2 separate regions of the Homo sapiens genome follow, and region 1 is linked to region 2. Evidence: chromatin contacts called from ENCODE POLR2A ChIA-PET data. All regions are on one chromosome and are shown on one strand. The core of a region is the stretch at or near the end of the contact, and the rest is flanking DNA. Distances in the headings are between cores, read along the strand shown.

The links. ChIA-PET counts read pairs that join two places held with the same protein, here RNA polymerase II (POLR2A).
Region 1: POLR2A ChIA-PET joins it to region 2 with 12 read pairs in activated CD4-positive, alpha-beta T cell. The contact joins two enhancer-like sites. POLR2A ChIA-PET finds 5 or more read pairs at or near these places in 2 of 52 experiments (MCF 10A and activated CD4-positive, alpha-beta T cell).

What each region holds. Positions count from the first base shown.
Region 1 is chr11:12,551,014-12,555,955 of GRCh38, forward strand. No RefSeq gene overlaps it. Among named protein-coding and RNA genes, the nearest start is that of TEAD1, 120 kb to the right of the region's middle. Within about 2 kb of position 1,843, at least 2 of the 41 ENCODE cell types and tissues checked have a DNase peak (open chromatin) inside an H3K27ac peak, as active enhancers do.
Region 2 is chr11:12,089,306-12,094,131 of GRCh38, forward strand. It overlaps LINC02989 (long intergenic non-protein coding RNA 2989), which reads left to right. Exons shown (of 2, transcript NR_186297.1): 2 at 1-136. Among named protein-coding and RNA genes, the nearest start is that of LINC02989, 4.8 kb to the left of the region's middle. RefSeq lists a silencer at 2,917-3,211 and enhancers at 3,104-3,604, 3,605-4,105. Within about 2 kb of position 3,577, at least 7 of the 41 ENCODE cell types and tissues checked have a DNase peak (open chromatin) inside an H3K27ac peak, as active enhancers do.

The DNA.
Region 1 (4,942 bases), core at 593-3,092, 460 kb after region 2:
AGACTCCATCTCAACAACAACAACAACAAAAGTGTCTCCCCTTCCCTGATGGAATCTGCTGCCAGGGAGAACCCACAGTCAGGGAAGAGGGTGTGGGATGCTGCTTCTCTCTTTACTTTTTTTTTTTTTTTTTGATGCAGAGTCTTGCTCTGTGGCCCAGGCTGGAATGCAGTGGCACAATCTCGGCTCACTACAAGCTCTGCCTCCCAGATTCATGCCATTCTTCTGCCTCAGCCTCCCGAGTAGCTGGGACTACAGGCGCCTGCCACCACACCCGGCTAATTTTTTGTATTTTTTTAGTAAAGACGGGTTTCACCGTGTTAGCCAGGATGGTCTTGATCTCCTGACCTCATGATCCGCCCACCTTGGCCTCCCAAAGTGCTGGGATTACAGGCGTGAGCCACCACACCCAGCCCTCTTTACTTTTTTGATAAGTCTTCCTCAGGTCAGAACCATTGGTGAATCATTCCTGGAATCATTTCCACCATTTTGAATATCAGCCCTTTGTTACCACCAGCCTCTGGTATCTCTGGGCCTCTGCCTCGGGATGAGCCGAAGAACACGGTCTCAGATGCCACAGGCAAAAATGGAAGACACTTGTTGGCCAGCTTTGCTCAAAAGTGTGCTTCTGGACATGCCATGTGGTTCTGGATCCCATGGCTCCACTATGAACCCATACCCCTGTTCTTCACCAACACAGACTGCTGGATGTTGCTGAGGTGTACTCTGCCCAGAGTTCTTTTCCCTTTCTGGGTTAAAGATGCTTTATTCTCTAGAAACAGATCTACTTCCATTCTCCTGGGTGCCCATAATGGGGCAGGGGTCAGGAGTAGGGGCAGTGAGCCACCCATCTGGTCTAGAAAGCCTGTTTTAATTAGAAGAAATACAATAAACATTCCTCCCTAAACTTCAATGCGTCACACTGCAAGTCTCTTAGTGCCCTGGGACTTAGTGTCTGAAATCTTGAACCTCTTAGAGTACATTAAAACTTCCATGTTGAACGCACCCAGAGAGATTTCTCCTTTCTCTTGGGAGCAAAGAGTTTTGGACAACTTCTCAGAATACTTCAGTCTTTGTGTTAATGGCTGGAAGTTCTTTATAAATAAGTGATTTCTGGGGAAACCTCCCCACTAGGCTTCCAGGACCCACAAGGTCTTCAGAGGTTGGGCTCAGAATGAGCATGAATCTAGCCTCTACTGTTTTTTCCACACTCTTTATCTGCCTACTTCTACTTTCTCCCACGTGGGTCTCAGTTTTCTGCCTTTGTTCACTTTAGTTTTTCTTGTCCGAGTCTCTTTTACTCACCTCTAATTAAGGACTCATTTGCTTATGGCCAGTGTCATAGCGAGCACAAGTAGAGGCCTGAGATTCAGGCTACACTGGGTTCAGATCCAGATACTTCCATTTGCCAGCTGTTTGTTTTAAGGTAAGAGACTAAACGTATCTCTTTTGTATACAGGGATAATCATTCCTACCTCATAGGCTGTTGGTTGATTAAATGAGATCTTCTGTGTAGGAAGCTTGTAACAAAGCCTGGCGTATCACTGGATACACAATCCATGTTAGCCAGTAGTTATACCACGCAGCTCACCTAAATAGACTCACTAAGTACTCAATATAGGTTTCTTAAATTGACCTGAAATAAACATTTTCCAGACTTCTGGGTTGCACTGAACAGGTTTCCTCTATCACCCGTATCTAAGTTAAAATTTAAAAACCAGAAGCTTGAAAGTTGAAGAGGGACAGGAAAGAAGGCAATGAAGTCAGCGGTTGCTAGAAGCCTAGACTGCCTTTGGCTCAGTCCAGATTTGAGGGAAACCTGGAATTATTGCAATTTCATCACAGCAGCTGGTCCAAGCTAAACCTGCCAGAACTGCTTAGAGGCCAGATCTGGATTGCAGTGATAGCTGGGCCCTGCTGAGAAGCAAGAAGAAACTATTTATCTGGCATTTTTTTCAACCCCAACCAAGAATTTTCTTTGGCTCAAGATGCTGTTGGGACCGGTTTTCATTTGCATGGAGCTCATTTGAGGACTGGTGCCTCTGACAGCGGAGACTTCTTAGAAAGACTTCCATCTTCCATCCCCCTGCCTCCTTTCCACGTGTGCCTTTCCCATGATTCAGAAATAATTATTCATCCAGGAAAGCTAATCCCTGGGTCTTATTTGTACCTGGATTGTGCCAGAACCTCATGTATAAGTTCTCTCTGATTGAGCTCCACACACAGCCTGTGCAGTCCTGGGCATCAGCAAAGATGGCCACCAAGGAACATTTGCCCTCCTTCCAAACTGGCAACCTCCATCTAACTGAACCCATGTTAACTGATGTGGCACATTTTAATACATTTCACTGTTTCAAGCTGTGGCAGCAAATTAGAGTGGGAATCTTCTTAACAGCTGCTTCTAGAGTGGCTGTCTGAAATCTCTGCATCCTTGACTCTTTTCTGCCAGCGAAAGAAAGATTTGTCTATGTATTATACGTCCTGGAGGGGTTTCATGGCAGTTCTGTCTGGACTAAAATGTCACCATTCTGTATTATTATTACATAGATTCTGCATTTTTTTCTTTTTTTCTTTCTTTTTTTTTTTTTTTTTTGGTAGAGACAGGGTCTCAGTATGTACCCAAGCTGGTCTTGAACTCCTGACCTCAAGTGATCCTCCTGCCTTCGACTCTCAAAGTGCTGGGATCATAGGAATGAGCCACTGTGCCTGGCTCACTTTTCAAATAAGTAGCATTTGAGGGTGGTATCAATATTCCAGGAATAGAATAATGAGATGTTTTTTGAGAAAACATTCAGAATGTATCCAATCAGATCAGCATTTTCTGCTTCAAGCAGTCACCCAATTCCAGTGACATTGCCAGGAGCTGCCTTAAGAAGCCTGTTGTATTTCTTTAGTTTGCCATTCTTTGACTAGAAGTAGTCAAAGCTAAGCACAAGAATGGGCTTTGCTTTATTGTTGTCATGGTGAAAGATTAGAAAAAACTTAAATGTTTATTGATAGGGAAGTGGCTAAATCAATTATGACACATTCAGTCAATGGACTACCACATAATCATTTAAAAAGTATGAGGCAGTTAAGAATGATCAACTACCCAAAGTGATTTATAGATTCAAAGCAGTCCTTATCAAAATTCCAATGGTGTTGTTTACAGAAATAGAAAAAAAAAAACAATACTCACATAGAACCACAAAAGACCCCAAATAACCAAAGTAATCTTAAGAAAGAAGAATAAAATCAGAAGCATCATACTTCCTGATTTTAAACTGTATAACAAAGCTATAGTAATCAAAACAGTGTGGTTCTGGCATAAAAGCAGACACAGACTAATGGAACAGAATAGAGAGACTAGAAACGCATGCATATATGGTCAACTATTATTTGATGAGGGCACCAAGATTACAAAATAGGGAAAGGAAAGTCTCCTCCATAAATAAAGTTAGGAAAGCTAGATATTGATATGCAAAAAAAGAGAAAGAAATAGAATCTTTATCTTACACCAGCACAAAAATTAACTCAAAATGGATTAAAGACTTAAATATAAGACCTGAAATCATAAAACTCCTAGAAAAAATAAAAAAGAACAGAGAAAAAGCTTCTTGACACTGGCCTTAGTAACGATATTTTTACGTATGACACCAAAAGTAAAGGCAACAAAAGCAAAAACAAATAAGTGGGACTACATCAAACAAAAAAATTTCTGCACAGCAAAGGAAACAACAAAATGAAAAGGCAACCTATGGAATGAGCAAAAAATATTTTCAAGTCATATATCTGATAAGGGGTAAATACCTAAAATATACAAGATATTCATGCAACTCAATAGCAAAGAAATCCCAAATAATCTCTTCTAAAAAGTGTTACAAAGAACTTGAATTGATACTTTTCCAAAGGAGACATACAAATGGCTAACAGGTACATGAAAAAGTACTCAGTATCACTAATCATCAGGGACATGCAAGTCAAAACTACAGTGAGATGTCACCTCACACCTGTTAGGATGGCTATTATCAAAAAGATGAAGTAAGTGTTGTTGAGGATGTGGAGGAAGAGGAATCCTTGTATACAGTGGGAGGGAATGTAAATTAGTACAGCCATTATGGAAAACAATATGGAGGTTCCTCAAAAAACTAAAACTAGAACTACCATGTGATCCAGCAATTCCACTTCTGGGTATATATCTGAACGAAGTTAGATCAGTGTCTCTCTGCACTCCTATGTTCGTTGCAGCATTATTCAAATTGCCAAGACATGGAAACAAATGGATAAAGAAAAAGTGGTATATATAGACAATGAAATATTATCCGGCCATAAAGAAGAAAAAAATTCTGCCATTCCTGACAGTGTGGATTAACCTGGAGGGCATTATGTTAAGTGAAATAAGCCAGAAACAGAAAGGCAAATATTGTATGATTCCACTTATATGTGAAATCTGAAAAGGTCAAACTCATACAAACAGAGTAGAAGGATGGTTGCCAAAGGCTGGGGGGGTGGGGGAAATGGGGAGATGTTGGTCAAAGAGTACAAACTTTCAGTTATAAGACGAATACATTGTGGAGGTGTAACATACAACATGGTGACTACAGTTTATACTATTGTATTGTACACTTGAAATTTGCAAGTAGAGTAGTCCATAAGTGTTCTTACCACATACGCACAAATGGTAACTATGTGAGATGATGATGCATTAACTAACTTGATTCTGGTAATCATTTTACAATATATACGTATGTCAAATCATCACATTGTTCCCTTTAAATATATACAACATTATTTGTCAATTATACCTCAATTCGCTGAAAAAAGAAAAAAAAGAATGAGCACTAAGTGTTGCTATGGACCGATCTCTGAGAAATACAGTTAAATCTGGAAATATACAAGAACTTGCTTGTATTCTTTCTAGTGAGGAGAACTAATGGCAAGGAGTAAGGACAGGGAGAAGATA
Region 2 (4,826 bases), core at 2,327-4,826:
ACCACGAGAAGAGGGGAAAGCCCTGGTATGAATGAGCTTGTACCCTTCACCTCGCTGCGTCTTGGTTTCCTCTTTTACATTTTTCTAAGGATTCTTCAGTATGGATATGAGGAAATATAATTGTCTAATTTCATTAGAGAGTGGATCCAGGCAATGCAAGCCGAGTGCTTTGCCAGTACTAGGTGCGGTGGAGGAAAAAATTAGATTATTCACAGGTTCAAATTGAGATTCTCACCTTATTACTCACACAGAGAGACTAAAGGTATCAATTTCTGCTCTCCCCAGCCAGGCCTACCCACAGGAGCTAGAGATATTCAACTGCCTTATTTAGCTTCACCCAGGCCCAGGAGCTGCTGAAATTAGACCTGGCCTGGTAGTGGGAACCCCATCTGGGCAGTGGGAGAGAAAGGGTTAAGATCTGTGATCATCGCATGTTCTTACTCATAAGTGGAAGCCAAACAATGGGAACACATGGACACAGGGAGGGGAACAACACACACTGGGGCCTGTGGCAGGGCAGGGGGAAGGAGAGCATCAGGTCAAATAGCTAATGCATGCTGGGCTTAATACCTAGGTGATGGGTTGATAGGTGTAGCAAACCACCACGGCACATGTTTACCTATGTAGCAAACCTGCACATTCTGCACATGTATCCTGGAACTTAAAGTAAAACTAAAAAATGTTTAAAATAATTAAAAAGAAAAAGATCTGCGTTTATGACCCAAGGTTCCTGAGAAGGCTCCCTGCCTTGGGCCTCCACCTCTGTTCTCAGCTCCAGCCTTTCCCCAGCCCAATCTGGGTAACTGAGCTTCTGCCCCAGGTTTTCCAGTGAGCAAGAAGTCCCCTTAACCCCATTCAGCTGGGATTCTATGGTCTTGCCAACTTCCCCTATCATTTTTCCTTTTAGACCACGCCCTATTCCTGAATCCAAAACCACTTCCTGCTTCAAAGAGGAAGTTCCTTCAGAAGCCAGATGCTGTTACCCACCTGAAAACAAGTATCTTTGGCAAAAGCCAGAGACTCCTCCTGTCAGAGCCCTGCCCACCTGCCTGAGAGCCCCTGCCAGGTCAGCAGCCAGTATGTTAACCCCCCTGAGGGCCCTAGGCCCCCGCTACTCCTGTCCCGGCAGGTCTCAGAGCTGAGCCCAGAGGGTCACGACAGGAAGAAGGCAGATGCCTTCCATACTGACTAGGTTTTTGGCTTGCTTTGCACCAACATCCTGTCTGCCCTGTTTCCTACTGAGGGCAAACTGGACTGGTTTTTAATTAAACCCATTCCCCCAGAGAGCTTGGGGGAGAGATAGCCTCATAGAATTCCTTCAGTAGTTATCAGAAGGAGACCCCGTGGAGGCAGAGGTTGCAGTGAGCAGAGATCGTGCCACTGCACTCCGGCCTAGGCAACAGAGTAAGACTCCGTCTAAAAAAAAAAAGAAAAAAGAAGGAGCCAGGGTGGGGGGTGGGAACAGGAGAGAGGGAGGGGGGAAAGTGAAGTCACAAGTCCAGAGTGGTTCCTTCCTGGCTGAGCTAATGCCCTAGCAATGCACCTTATGTAATGGGCAACTCACCTGAGCGTCTGAGCCCATAGGAGTGCCAGCCCCTCCCTGTGGTGCCTCCCCTGCAGGGCCCACAGCCACACCCTCAGTGCACACACTCTCCTTCCTATCCATCCACTGATACCTGGGGATGACCTTTGAACGATGTCCAGCAAATCAAGCAAATTAAAGGCAATCACATCCACTGTAATACATCTGCTTGGTAGAACATTTGAACAGAGAAAACATTCCCCAGAGCTCCACCCCTAGAGATAGTTTTTCTTTTATTTTTTTCACCCAGGTTGGAGTGCAGTGGTGCAATCTTGGCTCACTACAACCTCTGCCTCCCAGGCTCAAGCAGTTCTCCCACTTCAGCCTCTCGAGTAGCTGTGACAACAGGTGCATACCACCACACCCGGCTAATTTTTTGTATTTTTGGCAGAGACGAAGTTTTGCCATATTGCCCAGGCTGGTCTCAAATTCCTGAGCTCAGGTCATCCACCTGCCTTAGCCTCCCAAAATGCTGGGATTACAGGTGTGAGCCACAACACCCGGACTTCTAGAGATAGTTTCTATATTCTAGAGATGTTTTTATTTTTATTTATGTTTAACCAAATTAAACTCTTCAGTTCTTCTTTCTGGTGCTTCCTTTGGTCTTTAGCTGAGTCCCTCTCCAAAACTAGAGGCCATAGGGTTGCTGTGGCTTTTCCATCCCCATCATAAAGGGTAGTGCTCCCTCAGTGATTGGTTTCAGGATTCTCCCCAATACAAATCAGGCCTCCAAGAACCATGTCCCCTTCAGAGAGGATTCCTAAGCTTCCTCCTCTTCCTCCTCTTCTTACTGCAAGGGAAATACAAGATCAGTCTGGAATGGGCTTCCAGATTCATACAACCTCCCCCAGGACACAGATTCCGGGAGAGAGAAGAGGAAGGCAGGTTTGGAGCCTCCACCACCACCAGTTTCCCTCACGCCCTCCTCTCTCCCTTCCCCTCTTTCTCAACTTCCTCCTTTCCCTCTCTTCCTTCTATGATCTGTCCCTGCCCCTCTGTCTCCTCTTCCTTTCCTTCCTTCCTCCCTTTTCTCCTCCCTTCCTTAGCAGGCAGCAATGAGCAGGTGGCACTGAACTTAGATTCCACCATCACAGGTGGGTAGATCTTGGCTCACAAGCCTGTCATTGACTAGCTAAGTAGCCCTGATTGGAGGAGTCATTTTATTTCCCTGAGCCTTTGTTTCTCATCTGCAACATGGAGATTTTACTCACCACCGTGGTGCAGACAAAGTAGGACAAAGTATCCTTTAACCCAGGGCTTGACACGTGACACTCATCAAACATTGCTGAGCTCTAATCTGCATCAGGATATGGTAAGTGTCTACTGGGTGCTGGGACAAAAGGTACAGATGGGAGCAAGGCAGAGATCCCTAAACAGACCTCTGTTGTGATCTTTGTTGTAATACATGGTAATTATTTGTTTCCAAAAAGAGGTGGAAGGAGACATAGATAGCTTCTACCGCCAGGCATTCAGGCACCAGCTGTGAAGGCCTTCTGCACATTGAAAAACTCAGAGTAGCCTGGTGGCTGGAATGAAAAGTCAACACCAGTTCCCCCAGCAAAATATTTCTCCATTCAGCCTTTTCGGCTCATTGGTTTGCCTGAAATCAGTTGTTTCTCCCTGGGGAAGCAATCTTTAAAATGGTGAGGAGAGTGTGCATCTGATGTGCCTGCACTTGTGCCTGTGAAACAGGGTAGGCTCAGAGCTCCGTGCAGGCCCATGAAGTCCCCTCAGAGACACCAGTGTTGGGTTGTCATAGGGTCCCAGAAAATGCCTGTCTGCTTCGTGAGATTTAGGCTGGGTGCACAGAGGTTTCACTTGGTGTGCCTGACTTATTTAGGGGCTGCCTGAAGTGCCATGTGAGAAAGGAGGCTGAGGGCGTTGGGTTTGGAGGAAGAGAGCACTAGGGTGGATTAGCAGTATCTGCTGCAAGTGGAATTTGGAGGGGATAGAAATCGTGCGTTCAGCTTATTTGGCATCTCTGGGTTGGCCTCACTTTGGCAGTTGGTTCCTGCTGGCTGGGCTCTGCTCACACGCAGTGAGAGGTCTCTCAGAGGCTCTTTGTTCTGCTGCTGGGGATGCCTTGGGAATGATGCCCTGGGGTGCACTGCCACATCCCACACAAAAGGTCTCCTTAGCTGGAGAGCCTTACCAGGTGCATGGAGGGGAAGACGCGGTACCATAAAGATGAGGATTCCTCTCAAAGTAATATATGCATTGAATGAAATGCCTACTTCAGTAAGGAATTTCCCAAAGCTTTACAAGCTAATTCTAAAATTCACATGGAAGAGAGGCCAGAGAATAGCTTAAATTACTTTGAACAAGGAGGGGAGACTTAGCTGCCAGCTATTAAAATCCATTATTAAGGCACTGATGTTAAAGAATCACCACACAAATAGACAAACAGACATTGGAGCAGAAGACAGGGAACAGAAAGACGCTCATATGTATCTGGATAACATTGACAGGAAAATCAAATTGTAATGTCACATACAGGAGTCTTCATGAAGGTAAGATGTTTAAAAACATTTTTAAAAGTATAAAACATTGTTTAGAAATATACGCCTTTGTAGTAAATGTGTAAAAACACGCATTAGAATGATGAACACCAAATTCCAGAGAAAGGGAATGGATCCCTGTGGGGCACAGAGTGTGCATTAACTATGTTTATGTCTTTAAAGGAAGAAAATATTTGAAGCAGATATGGCAAACGGAGAAGATTCATGAAAGCTGGATGGCCGGCGCATGAGCGTTTGCGGTGTCATACTTTGTTTCCTTATGTTTGAAATATTAGCATGGCTGGGCATGGTGGCTCACGCCTGTGATCCTAGCATTTTGGGAGGCTGAAGCTGGGGGAACACTTGAGGTCAGGAGTTCAAGACTAGCCTGGGCAACATAGTGAGACCTCATCTCCAAAAAAAAAAAAAAAAAAAGAAAGAAAGAAAATGAAACATTAGGGAAAAAAAATCCCCCATGTGCCTGGTCTGCCGGATTCCCCCAGTAGCCTGGTTATGGCTTGGGAGGGGAAAAGGAGGGGTGTTTTTGTCTATTTCTCACATATGACACTCAATGACTTCACAATCATTAATTCATCACCCACTAAGGGTCATGCACTGAGGTACCAAGACTAATGAAGGTCCGGCCCTCCCCAGTGTAGGAGGCAGGTAAATGATCACACTGTGACAAATGCTCAAACGGGGATGTGCTTGCAAAGGCTAGAGACAGCACGGGAGGAAGGAGCAGT